Regions from separate parts of the Homo sapiens genome. Here region 2 is linked to region 1. The links are chromatin contacts, found by Hi-C or POLR2A ChIA-PET in ENCODE. All regions are on one chromosome and are shown on one strand. Each heading gives the region's core, a stretch centred on a gene start or an enhancer-like site at or near the end of the contact. The rest is flanking DNA. Distances are from core to core; before and after follow the strand shown.

Evidence for each region. Hi-C counts contacts between places; a loop is a spot of excess contacts on that map. ChIA-PET counts read pairs that join two places held with the same protein, here RNA polymerase II (POLR2A).
Region 2: a loop to region 1 is called in a map of endothelial cell of hepatic sinusoid, with 11 times the contacts of the local background. The contact joins two enhancer-like sites. A Hi-C loop is called at or near these places in 1 of 168 maps with a recorded cell type or tissue (endothelial cell of hepatic sinusoid). POLR2A ChIA-PET finds 5 or more read pairs at or near these places in 1 of 52 experiments (activated CD4-positive, alpha-beta T cell).

What each region holds. Positions count from the first base shown.
Region 1 is chr14:105,115,593-105,122,324 of GRCh38, reverse strand. No RefSeq gene overlaps it. Among named protein-coding and RNA genes, the nearest start is that of LINC02298, 25 kb to the right of the region's middle. RefSeq lists an enhancer at 2,244-2,743. Within about 2 kb of position 3,169, at least 4 of the 41 ENCODE cell types and tissues checked have a DNase peak (open chromatin) inside an H3K27ac peak, as active enhancers do.
Region 2 is chr14:104,769,114-104,775,845 of GRCh38, reverse strand. AKT1 (AKT serine/threonine kinase 1) reads left to right here. Exons shown (of 15, transcript NM_001382430.1): 6 at 47-194; 7 at 639-770; 8 at 843-908; 9 at 1,866-1,934; 10 at 2,266-2,391; 11 at 2,467-2,595; 12 at 2,754-2,968; 13 at 3,394-3,481; 14 at 4,999-5,101; 15 at 5,426-6,497. The coding sequence ends at 5,505. It overlaps LOC102723342 (a long non-coding RNA gene), which reads right to left. Exons shown (of 3, transcript XR_429419.5): 3 at 6,430-6,732. Among named protein-coding and RNA genes, the nearest start is that of SIVA1, 19 kb to the right of the region's middle. Within about 2 kb of position 1,250, at least 5 of the 41 ENCODE cell types and tissues checked have a DNase peak (open chromatin) inside an H3K27ac peak, as active enhancers do.

The sequences.
Region 1 (6,732 bases), core at 1,920-4,419:
ATGGGGAAAGAGACTACCCCTGTTGGTAGGAAGCATTGCAAGGCCACGTGGTACAGAGTGTGGATCCGGGGATGGTGAAGAAATGTGGCCATTGCTCTCACCTTTTTAGCACAGGTGTGAATGATGACTATGAGGAATGAGGATTGGGCAGCTGCTGATGCCTGCACTGGGGAACTTAATGAAAGTCAGTGCCAATCCTATTGCCAAACGTCTTCATTTACAAATGACCAAAAATGGAGCATCTATCGTGGCCCTAACCACTTACCTCGTGTAGCCTCAGCACTGACTTAGTTGAAAGTCACCCCAAATTGGCCTTGGAGGTTGCAGAAGTCCAAGGAAAGCTGAATCTAGAGCCTCACCAGGTCATGTATGTGAAAGTTTGCATCATCTGGAGAAGAATAGGGTCCTGAGAATCAGAATGAGAATATTACCTGGGTTGGAATGAGTCTGATGAACTTGAACTTCCAACCGCCCTCCAGACTCCCTGGCTAGCAAAGTAGCCTCTCCTCCCCTGTGTAGACTGTGTCTACACTGGCCTTCCTTTGTAGACTGGCCTTCCTTTGCTTGACAGGTGAGTGGTACAGATTTTTAACCTTGCCCAACAGGAAGTCCGGTCTTTGCCTTCAGCTCCTGGGTGCTAATCTCCAGGTCCTTAGGATGTCCAGCCTAATAAGAGGGTCTTTGTTTCTGTGGAGGTTTTGGGCCACACCAGAGAGTCTACGCTTACAATGTGATTTATGGTGGGAGTCTCAGGTCACATGGGATTGCCTAATGTCCAGAGGGACCAGAGACTGAGGTTGGCCACAAAGGCAATCAACCATGGAGTCCAATAAAGACTTTGGACACTGAGGCTCAAGTGAGCTTCCCTGCTTGGCCATACTCCATGCAGACTGTCACACATCAATACCAAGAAGTCACACCATCTACAGCTCTGTAGGGAGAGGACACCTAGAAGCTTGCACATGGTGTCTGCTGGCCCCTGACCCCAGTGTCTCTTCCTTTGGCTGCTTTTAATCCGTATCTTTTTGCTGTAATCAACCATAAACACGAGTATAACAGCTTTCAGTGAGTTCTGTGGGCCCTTCTGGTAAATTGTTGAACCACAGAGTGATCTTGGGAACCCTCCAAACCTACAGTGGGTGTCAGAAGTAAGGGCAGTCTTGCAGAATGCACCCCCTAACTTCATGCCTGCCCTGTAATCACCTCCCCCAAGGCAGTTGTTTGCTGGGGGATTCTCCCTTCTCACAACAGCCTCAGCATCCCTTTTTGCCTCTAGATTCGTAACTCAAGGCAGAGCCCAGCATGCCCCATGGGGACACATATAAAGTCTAAACCCAATGAGAGATGGTTGACACCCCAAAATTCATATGGGTAGAAACTCTTGGGTTGAGTGTGGGGATGGCTTCTCTCTTCGTCTGTTTGGTCTGCTTTAAGAGGCTACCATAGACTAAATGGTTTATAAACAACAGATATTTATTGTTCACAGTTTTGGAGGCTGAAAGTCTGAGATCAAAATGCTGGCAGATTCCGTGTCTGTTGAGGGCTTGTTCTTCATAGACAGTGCCTTCTCACTCTGTCCTCACGTGGCCAAGGGTGAACAGCTTCCTAGGGCCTCTTTTAAAAGGCACTAAACCCACTCATGAAGGCTGTGCCCTTATGATGTATTCACCTCCCCAACTCACCTCCTAAGGCTATCACCTTGGAGGTGAAGACTTCAACATATGCATTTGGGGGGATTCAAATATTCAGTCCATAGCAGCTTCCAAGGGTGGATCCGGTCACGCTTATCCATGTGTATTTCCTTATTGGAGCTGCTGGCCTGTGGGTGATTGCTCACCAGTGAGGAGGGGTCACTGGTTTGCTTGGTTAGACAGCCGAGACATGCACTCAGTGGCCCTCACTGACTGAGGTCAAGACGCCAGCACACCTCTGGTGTAGCTGAGAAAGAATGAGAGGGCTTAGTGAATGGGATACTGGAACGGTTTTGTCCTGTGTAGCTCATCCCTGCACCTCTATGCCTTGTAGATGTTCCCACCTCTTAGTGGGTGGATCCTTTCCTCTGAATGGGGAAAGGAATTTTACTCCAGAGCTCGGCCTCAGAGACTAGCTAACCACGTCATATTTCTTCATTCCTTTAACAAATGCTTCACAGTGTTCACTCTATGCCAGATCTTGCTCTGAAAACTTTGCAAAAATAATTCACTTAACCCGCAGCACCACAGGTGTTTTGCTGGTGATACTCTTATGATTCCCATTTTGCAGGTAAGAAATGCATAAAAGGGCTACATGGATGGCCATGGCCACAGAGCTGACAGAGCATCCTGACCCCTTTCCGGGTCACTCAGCATGAAGCTCCCACCTGCACACAAGGGGGAGAGGTCCCAGGCCCGCACCTCTCTCCTTGGCATGAATTTGGTCTCCAAATGTCCTGTGAGCACATACATGGACAAGAAGCACATGAGCCTCCCCAGAGCAGACAGGATTCTCAAGGATGCTATGCCAACTCTGGAAGGGTGCCCCTGCTGGGCGCCTCTGCCCTCTCTTGTCCCCCTTCCTGCGGGACAGACCCTCACAGGCCCAGCCTTGTGCAGAGCCCAGTTCCAGTCCCTGTCTGGGCAGAGCCTGTGGCCTGGCTGTGTCCCCAGAGCCCAGTACCTCCCAGACGCAGCTGGGTCCGACAGCCCTGCCCCTGCGGTTCCACATCGGCTCATCTGCATTTGGCCCCATCCCTCCTTCTGACCTCCCAACTTGGCTATGCATTTTACCCTTATTTTAGAAAATCAGCACTTCTGGCGCTTGGGGTTATAAACAGAGCTCTCGGCCCTGCCTGTTCAGGCGTCTTGGGCAGGAGAAACCAGCCTTTTGCCTGGGGCCTAGGGGTCCACTCCAGTCTTCCCAACCACAGCAAGGATTCCGTTGTCAGGAAGCACCTGTGCACAGAACATTCTCCCGGTGCCCCAGTGACGGACATTTCAAGCTGTTGCTGTGGAGCCGCCTGTGTGCAGGTTTTTTTGAGGGATGGCTCTATCACTGTGGGTGTACCGTGTCAAGAGCGAACACGTCTGAAGATGTCGGTGGGGGCAGTGGCGCTGCTCTGCACAGAGGCTGTGCTCTGTGTGAGCTCACCCAGAGAGGGAATAGAGTTCCCTTTCCAGCACTGGGAGTGGGTGGGGCTCCTATGAAGAACAAAAATATGTGACCTTATTTGTACCCCAAGCTGGTAGAACAGGTTGCACTGGCTATGTTTGTCTATAATGTCTTTTGCCATGAGATATTTTTAATTTTTACATGGATAAATCTGTCATTTCTTCCATCATGTATATTGCAAATGTATATATATTTTTTTTGCAAATTCAGAGTTCCTGGTGGAGTCTTTGCTGAGTAAAAGTCTTAAATGCTTATGGTTGAATCTGTCCATCGTTTTGGGATGTGTGTTGCAAGAAGCGTCCCTCAGTTTGTTCACTGTGGTTCTCTTAACTGATCAGAAGTTTGGAATTTTTGTGTAGTCAGGTCTGTCAGTCTTTCTTTGTGGCTTCTGTGCTTTTGTGGTGGGGTTGTTGAGGAGGACCACGAATGATAGCCCATCCCTCCCCCCACACATACACACACCAAATTCAGACCAAGTGAGGCCCATGAGTCAAACTGGTGGAAATGAAAATCTGGTTCAGTACTGACAGGGCTGGGTTGAGGCTGTGGATTAGATAAGCAGCTGCCATGGGCTCCATGGAGTGTGCCCCTCCAACAGACACCCTCTGGTGACAGTTGGATGGGAAAAATGAGGTAGAATCTGTCATTGTTGCTTCCCTCGTTTTCCACTAGCAAGCCCAGACAGGGAGATGGTCAGCATTTCTGAGGCGGCAGTAACAGAAGCCTCAGAGTCTCACCCCTAGACCTCATGTCATAGGATATTCATTTTGCTGTTATTTGTCTTGCCTAGGGGAATATGGTCCTGGAGCCAAACATAGGGGCATCTTATGGTTTCCCCAGTTTCTGGATTGTGGCAGGAATGGAAGCTTCCTGGAGAGGCGCATTGGATATCTTTTTGCTGTGTAATGAATCATCCCAAAGCTCAATGACCATGCATTCAGGTCATGGTTCTGTGGGTTGACAATTTGGGCTGGGCTCAGCAGGATGGTTCTGCTGGGCTTGGCTGGGTTCACGCTTGCATCTGTGCTCAGCTGTTGGTTCTGTAGTTAGTCGGTGGGTCAGCTGGGATCTAGCTGGTTCTTATTGGCATCACACACAGGTTTATCAGTTGATTGGTTTGGGGCTGGGGTGCTTCAACACTTACCCAGTTTCTTAGCCTCACCAATACTTGTTCACATTGTCCCAGCTCTCCAAGAGCACCAGAGCAGGAGCTCCAGAGCTTTACTTTCAATACCTTCTTTGGTCAAAGCTAGTCACAAGTCAGTCCCTAATGAGGGGGTCGGGGGAGGCGGCGAAATGGATCTACTTCTTGACTGCAGGAGCTGCAAAGGATCTGTGGCCATTTCTAATCTACCACAGCAGGACAATTCTGGAGTACCACTGTGAGAGCCGTGGCTGAGGCCCAGCTGAAACCCTGCTCTTCCTGCTGTCACAGTGCCCTTAATTCTCTCCATTCTGCCTTGATTCAATCCCTTTCTACCCAAAGTAGCCAGGATAAGTTTTTGTTATCCACAGCTGAATCCTGACTCCTACAGTATTTGACACCAGAAGTGACTGCAGATAACAGACCTTGGTGGGTGAGATTCTGGATGGTTTCTATGACCTGGTTGGGTTTGGGGGCCATGAGGATGAAGGGATATTTGGAGTCCGTGGCACCTGGTGAGACAGTTAATTAAGTAACCACCTGTGCTCACCTAGAGTGAAGCTCCTGTGCAGTGTGGGTCTGGTGATGGCAGCACAGTACAGCGGGCAGGAGGGGCACAGGCCTGTGGGCTGAGGTGGCTGCTCTGAGCTGCACTGGAGAGTCTCAGGAAACAAGATGACACAGTTGGGCTTTTCAAATGCTGAGCTCAAGGCCTGGTCAGAGAACAAGGTTTCCATCATCACTGAAAGAATCTCTTCTCTCTTAAGGCTGTTGAGTCTGGTGTGCCCTCAGGTCAGCCTCAGGGCATTATTGGGAGGTTTGCTGAATGCCAATGTAGACCGGACTTTCACCCTCCCTCAGGTCTCTTCTGTGAGAATCAGGGCATGGACTGGGAAGGTGTTGGACCCCAGAATCAGGAGGGGGGCGATGAGCTGCATACCCTGACAATCACACCAAGAGAAGTAGCCCCTGTTTGATGGGTCTGGTCCTGCATTGTTTGAAGACCTCTCTGTGACCTCACCTGATGTGGTTACTTTGCAAGCAGGTGCTGATTTCCATCCCACTCCACCACTACCAACCTCACCACTTCCAAACCTGCAATTACAATCAGATCCCGGCATGTCCCAGGGGTATCAGCACAAACCTAATTTGGGAAAAGAAGGCTTACACATCAAAAGGTTTGCAAGATTTGTCATTTATATTGTTAGAAGACTGGGGGTGTGTGTGTGGGGGTGGGTGGCTTCTGCAAACACTAGACCTGGGAGGGAAGCACAAACTTAAAGATTAGAGTCTGTTGAGCTGTGTGCATTTACAAGAGATTCTGAATTCAATATTTTTAGTTCAAGAAGCTGGAAGTGGCCGGGCGTGGGGGCTCATGCCTGTAATCCCAGCACTTTGGGAGTCCGAGGTAGGCGGATCACGAGGTCAGGAGATTGAGACCATCGTGGCTAACACAGTGAAACCCTGTCTCTACTAAATATACAAAAAATTAGCCGGGCATGGTGGCGGGCACCTGTAGCCCCAGCTACACAGGAGGCTGAGCCAGGAGAATGGTGTGAACCCGGGAGGTGGAGCTTGCAGTGAGTGGAGATTGCGCCACTGCACTCCAGCCTGGGCGACAGAGCAAGACTCCATCTCAAAAAAAAAAAAAAAAAAAGAAAAAGCTGGAAGTGTCTCTAACATTTTTCTTCGTTGGTTGATTGAAGCCTGAGCTCCAGAGTCACCTCCATCATTGGAGGCTGAGCCGCTGAAGTGCCTTGGCATGACATAGAGGAAGGAGTGCAAAGTGAGGAGAGAGGCACTCATCCCCTGACTCTCCCCATGAAGACCCTGAGGAAAAGCCCCTCACCACGGCCTGGGAAATAGGCAGGAGAGCAAATGCTGGCATTTGGGCCAGTCCCGAGGCTGTCCTCCACAGGTGGGAGTGAGAGAGGGAGATGCTGCTGTCAAAACGGCTCCCTGCCTGCCATGGGGATGATGGGCGACCACATCCCAAAGGGTCAGATCGTAAAGACAGAAGCAAAAATGAACGGACTCAGGTTGGTTAGAACAAATAAGTAAGTCTAGGAGCTAATTATTTGGGGATGAAATCAAAATAAAATAGAAAAGCAATGAGAAAACCCAATCAAGGAGAGAAAAGAGGCACTTGCCCTCCACGTCGCCCGCCTGGCCCTCTTCCAAGTGCACTTTCCTTCCTTTCCTTCCTGCTCTAAAACTTTTTAATGAACCTTTGCCTCTGCTCTGAAACTGGCCTCGGTCTCTCCTTCTGCCTTGTGCCCCACAGTCAAATTCTTTCTTCTGAGGAGGCAAGAATTGAGGTTGCTGCAGACCCCTACAGACTCACCACCGGTAGCTCGGATTCCTGCCACCAATAGCATATGTTGGTGCTCTGTGACTTGGGTAACTTCTGCTGTTAACATACTTTGCTGCGTGACTCCAAT
Region 2 (6,732 bases), core at 1-2,500, 340 kb after region 1:
GCTCCTGATCTGGTACAGGCCTGCAGCCTCACCTGACCTCCTGCAGGGAGGAGTGGACAACCGCCATCCAGACTGTGGCTGACGGCCTCAAGAAGCAGGAGGAGGAGGAGATGGACTTCCGGTCGGGCTCACCCAGTGACAACTCAGGGGCTGAAGAGATGGAGGTGTCCCTGGCCAAGCCCAAGCACCGCGTGGTGAGGCCTGTCCCCACTTCTGCCTGTGCCTGGGGCTGCCTTGGACTGTGGAGGGCTGGGTGGGTCATGGGGTCCCAGCTCGGCCCAGGAGACACTCAGCACTCCACGGCATCTCCACCTAGGCCGGTTTTCCATGTAGGGCGCAGCTGCTTCCCAGGTGGGTCCTCTTCCCCATGTCAGAGGAAAACTGGGGTTGCTGAGCCCTGCCAGGCTTGGGCAATGTTACCCCACCCTTCCCTGAACCCCATGCTCTGAGCTGGGGCCGCAGCCATGTGTTCCCTGTAAGCCTGGACTCCCCGCTGAGCCCAGTAGGCCACCAGGTGTGAAGTGGACGCCTCTCCTGGCTCTGCCTCCGACTCTGGGGCCCCTCATGCCACCCCACGCATGCCGACCAGCTGGGCACTGTTGGCAGCGCCGCTTGCTGACCCTGGTGCCTGCCCATAGACCATGAACGAGTTTGAGTACCTGAAGCTGCTGGGCAAGGGCACTTTCGGCAAGGTGATCCTGGTGAAGGAGAAGGCCACAGGCCGCTACTACGCCATGAAGATCCTCAAGAAGGAAGTCATCGTGGCCAAGGTGGGGCCGGGGCGGTGGGGCAGGGTGGAGATGAGGGTGCGGGGTGGCAGCTCACCCAGCCCTGCTTTACAGGACGAGGTGGCCCACACACTCACCGAGAACCGCGTCCTGCAGAACTCCAGGCACCCCTTCCTCACAGTGAGTGGGAGCCCAGATGGGGCTGAAGGGCTGGGGCCAGGTAGCGACTCCTGGGGCTGTCTCTAGGGGACGATGTCCTGTCTTCTTGGGCACGTGAGGGCTTTACACACCGTGGACTCCGCCGCTGGTGAGACAGGCCTGCCCTGGAGGGTCAGGCTGTGGAGGTGCCCAGTGTGGGCTAGGGGCTGTGCTCGCTGCTCCCGTGTGCGGGCAGGTGGGTGGGGCAGGTGGCCCTGGTCTTCCTTGCACTCTGCCGAGGCTCCAGGAGGCCCCAGCTCCCCATGCCCTGCAGCCCTGCCTGCCAGGCTTTTGTTGAGGCCCGGGCTCTGTCCTGCAGAACCTGTTCTGGGGACTTGGCCCAGGAGGTATTTACTGTGAAGGGGGCCAGGGTCCAGCCACTTGGTTAGTTCCAGGTCACTGTGTTTGGGGACGATTCTCCTGCAGATGGGGCCTTTGCTTTAAAAGCACAGTCGCCTGTGGTGGAAGGCGGGAGGGTGGGTCTCGCCTGGGAGGGTGTGTCCTCCCTTTGCGAAGGCCCTGGTGCTGGGAGCACTGTCCCCTGCTGAGGTCCCAACTCACCCTGGAGGACCTGAGCCCAGGCCACCTTGCTCACCTTTCAAACACTCCTTGGCACCTCAGGGGCTGCCGGGGCCCAGCCTGATGGTGGCGTGGCATGAGGCAGTGTGGTGTGGGGCAGTGTGGTGTGGGGCAGCGTGGCATGGGGGCAGTGTGATGTGGGGGTGTATGGTGTGGGGCAGTGTGATGGGGTGTGTGGTGTGGGGCAGTGTGGTATCGGGCGGTGTGGTATCAGGCAGCGTGGTGTCGGGCAGTGTGGTGTGGGGCTACGGGCGGTGTGGTATCAGGCGACGTGGTATCAAGCAGCGTGGTGTCGGGCAGCGTGGTGCGGGGCTGCCGTCCTGCCTGTGGGGCCGCAGTTCCAGCTCCCCTTCCTTGCAGGCCCTGAAGTACTCTTTCCAGACCCACGACCGCCTCTGCTTTGTCATGGAGTACGCCAACGGGGGCGAGGTAGGGGCTGGGGCTGCGGGGGATGGACTTCGCGGCCTGTGGGCCGCCCATGGTGGGGCCGGTCCTTCCCGGAGCCTCGGCTACTCTCCATGGCACCAGACGGTGCTCCCTGCTGGGTGGGTGGTGTGATGCCTGCCCAGGCAGCTGCCTGCTGTGGGGTGACTTGTTCCTGCTGAGTTAGGGCTTCTGAGACTTTCCAGGCCCCCGTGCCCTCTGGTGGCTGGTCCCTTCCCTGTGCAATGCCGAGACCCGGTCTGAGAAACCCCAGCCCTGCAGGCCATGGGGGCAGAGGCCCGAGCCACGGCTGTGCCTCAGGTTGCGCCTCCCGCAGCTGTTCTTCCACCTGTCCCGGGAGCGTGTGTTCTCCGAGGACCGGGCCCGCTTCTATGGCGCTGAGATTGTGTCAGCCCTGGACTACCTGCACTCGGAGAAGAACGTGGTGTACCGGGACCTCAAGGTGCGCTGGCGGGCAGGCAGGGGGGCAGGGCCCTGGGGGCCTGGCGGCACTGACCTGAGGCCACCTTTCCCCTAGCTGGAGAACCTCATGCTGGACAAGGACGGGCACATTAAGATCACAGACTTCGGGCTGTGCAAGGAGGGGATCAAGGACGGTGCCACCATGAAGACCTTTTGCGGCACACCTGAGTACCTGGCCCCCGAGGTGTGCGCCCCACCTGCGTGCATACGCGTTGCTGCGTCCCCACGTCCTGAGCACACGCAATGCTGTGTCCTCTCTGTGCCCCAAGCACGTCACACCTCCCCCGGCAGTGTCCCGGACACCCCTTGATGCCGAGTCCTGCCCATCTGCCACCCGTGCAGGTGCTGGAGGACAATGACTACGGCCGTGCAGTGGACTGGTGGGGGCTGGGCGTGGTCATGTACGAGATGATGTGCGGTCGCCTGCCCTTCTACAACCAGGACCATGAGAAGCTTTTTGAGCTCATCCTCATGGAGGAGATCCGCTTCCCGCGCACGCTTGGTCCCGAGGCCAAGTCCTTGCTTTCAGGGCTGCTCAAGAAGGACCCCAAGCAGAGGTGAGGGCCGCCCATCCCAGCTACAGGCTACACCTCCATCCCCTCATCCCCAGGCTGCACCTGCCCCTGCGCCAGGCGGTCCTGGCACCTCCCAGACTACACTGATAGCCAAAGCTTGATGTCCTTGGCCAGGGCTGATCTCCAAAGCCTCAGGCCCAAGCAGAGTGGCGGGCAGGCCGGGGTCAGTTGGGCCTCTGTCCCCAACCCTGCAGCCTGCACCCACCCACTCAGGAAGCCCCTGCCCTGCCGTGAGCTCTGTGGTGCTTTGCTACCCACAGCTGCTCAGGGACGCTGCACCACCGGCTCCCCTCCCTGGCCCCGGAACGTCCTGTCTGGCGGGCCCTACATCACAGGAGGAAGGGGCCTGAACCCAGGGCCTGGGCAGGTGGCGGTACCGACACTGTGGCCTTGTTTCCTGCCTGCAGGCTTGGCGGGGGCTCCGAGGACGCCAAGGAGATCATGCAGCATCGCTTCTTTGCCGGTATCGTGTGGCAGCACGTGTACGAGAAGAAGGTGCGGCTGCTCCCCGCATATTCACGCGCACGCATGCTCCCCACATATCCACACTCACGCATGCACGTGGCACGCTCGCCAGATTTCCCACACACTCGCCCTCACCTCAGGAGCCTGCTGCAGTCCTGGTACAAGGAGGGCCTTGCTGCACCAACCTCAGCGCCTGGTGCTCAGAGGCTCTGGCACTGCCGGGTTCCACCAGGAAACTGGCCTGGTCCTCATTTCCTCCTCCCCTCGGAGGTGTGTCACACTCTGAGTTTCCTCCTCCCCTCGGAGGTGTGTCACACTCTGAGTGCCAGCCTTGGGGTTCCCTTCCCTGACGCTGTGCAGTGAAGGCTGGCTGGTGGTGGACCAGGGGTGCTGCCCCTTGGCCTCCACGAGTTCCTCCTGTTTGACCTCAATCCCTTCTGCCGCAAGGAGAGCCCAGCCCTATTTCTGGCTGTGCAGGGACAGGGACAGCACCTACTTTTCTGGCACATGGGGGAGTCCGCCCTGGAGGGAGGCAGCTCTTTCTGCATGAGTCGCCATCCTGGGTGCTCATCTTTCAGGGACCCTAGGAGCCCTGGCCATCACCCCAGCTGATGGGGTCTGCCAGCTGGGTTCGGAAGCCTGCACTCTGAGATGCTGGGTGCCCTGTCACCAGGTGTGCTTCTGCCCCGTTCCCAGCCTGCCCCTCCCCTGAATGCCTGTCCTAGGCTGTGTGCAGCTGGTCGGGCTGGGCAGCCCTGGGACCCAGCTGGGCACCTGTTCTCCCATTAACACAGGGTGCCCTGGTCCTGGTCCCCGTTCCTGCCTTGAGGCCTGCCACCCTCCTGCCCTGCCCTCCAAGGGTATGGGGGGCCTGGGCAGTGCTCAACCTCTGCCCAGCCTTGACCAGAGACCTTGCTAATTGACAATGGACAATGCTGGTGCCCAGCCCAGACTCTGGGGTGGGGCAGTGCTTGAGGGGGTCCTTGACTGTGGGACCTGAGGGGCTCTCTGGCAGCTCCTCACGTGTGCACATCACCTTATAGTCACCCTTCATCCTGGGTCATTGAGAGTCCTGTCTGCAGCCAGATGCCAGCAGGCTGTGGTCCTGTAGTCCCTGAGCCATGGAGGCAGGGTGGGCTCATCCTGTGCACCTTGTTCCACAGTCTCCCTCTTTCCCAATTTACAAGAAGACCAATAAGAAAAATAAGAAAACAAGAAAGAAAAAGGAAAAATAAAGTTATCACCTCCTGGTAGCAGGGAGGGTCTCTCAGAGCTGGGCTGCACTACCTCCTGTCGCCTGCTGGGGCTGCTGTGAGGGCAGCTTTGCGTCTCAGCTGTTGAGGGTTGTCTCCGTGCTCCTGCACCCCTCATGTCCCTCCCTCCCAGAGCTGCCTCTGTGGGGGGCTGGTGGCTTGCTGCTCTCTGACATCAGTCCTGCCTGGAGACCCCTTGGAGATCCAGGTGCTTTGAAGGTCTTGAGCACACTTGAGGGTGTGCTGGGAGTGGGGAGCGAAGCTCATGACTGTCCCGTCTGCCCACCTCTGCAGCTCAGCCCACCCTTCAAGCCCCAGGTCACGTCGGAGACTGACACCAGGTATTTTGATGAGGAGTTCACGGCCCAGATGATCACCATCACACCACCTGACCAAGGTGAGGGGCCACTGCCTGCCCCCGCCCACTCCCTTTTCTCTCCACACTCAGAGAGGCCTGCAGTGTTCAGCTTTTTTGGCTTCAGATGTTTTAAAATCTAAATATTTAAAAAGGTTCCTTTTGGAGAGTGCCAATGATCAGGGTGGGAGGCAGTGCTCTGAGGGCCCAGGTCCCTGTGTCAATCTGTGGGGCCCTGTCTCAGTTTCCTGGCAGTATGGCAGCGTGCTGGCCGTGCTTTAAGAGGTTGGCTTCCTACTGGAGCTGTGGGTGGGTGGAGGTGGCAGGGAGGTGGGGCACCGGGGTCTGAGCTGTCTACACCCACAGATGACAGCATGGAGTGTGTGGACAGCGAGCGCAGGCCCCACTTCCCCCAGTTCTCCTACTCGGCCAGCGGCACGGCCTGAGGCGGCGGTGGACTGCGCTGGACGATAGCTTGGAGGGATGGAGAGGCGGCCTCGTGCCATGATCTGTATTTAATGGTTTTTATTTCTCGGGTGCATTTGAGAGAAGCCACGCTGTCCTCTCGAGCCCAGATGGAAAGACGTTTTTGTGCTGTGGGCAGCACCCTCCCCCGCAGCGGGGTAGGGAAGAAAACTATCCTGCGGGTTTTAATTTATTTCATCCAGTTTGTTCTCCGGGTGTGGCCTCAGCCCTCAGAACAATCCGATTCACGTAGGGAAATGTTAAGGACTTCTGCAGCTATGCGCAATGTGGCATTGGGGGGCCGGGCAGGTCCTGCCCATGTGTCCCCTCACTCTGTCAGCCAGCCGCCCTGGGCTGTCTGTCACCAGCTATCTGTCATCTCTCTGGGGCCCTGGGCCTCAGTTCAACCTGGTGGCACCAGATGCAACCTCACTATGGTATGCTGGCCAGCACCCTCTCCTGGGGGTGGCAGGCACACAGCAGCCCCCCAGCACTAAGGCCGTGTCTCTGAGGACGTCATCGGAGGCTGGGCCCCTGGGATGGGACCAGGGATGGGGGATGGGCCAGGGTTTACCCAGTGGGACAGAGGAGCAAGGTTTAAATTTGTTATTGTGTATTATGTTGTTCAAATGCATTTTGGGGGTTTTTAATCTTTGTGACAGGAAAGCCCTCCCCCTTCCCCTTCTGTGTCACAGTTCTTGGTGACTGTCCCACCGGGAGCCTCCCCCTCAGATGATCTCTCCACGGTAGCACTTGACCTTTTCGACGCTTAACCTTTCCGCTGTCGCCCCAGGCCCTCCCTGACTCCCTGTGGGGGTGGCCATCCCTGGGCCCCTCCACGCCTCCTGGCCAGACGCTGCCGCTGCCGCTGCACCACGGCGTTTTTTTACAACATTCAACTTTAGTATTTTTACTATTATAATATAATATGGAACCTTCCCTCCAAATTCTTCAATAAAAGTTGCTTTTCAAATTTTTGGCTCACTTTGCTGGGTGGAAGAGTGGGTGGCCAGGGAGGGAGTGGGGAGTCCTGGGAGGGAAGCAGCATCCTCAGAGCAGCTGGTCCTCCCCAGCTCCTCCTGGTGGGCACCGCCACCCCAACAGGTTTGGGGACAGGCTGTGTGGTGGGCCGAGGCGGGAGTATACAGGCCTGTTCCCAGGGGCAGCCTCCCATGGAAGGTGTTCCACCCCCATCTCCAGAGGCCTGG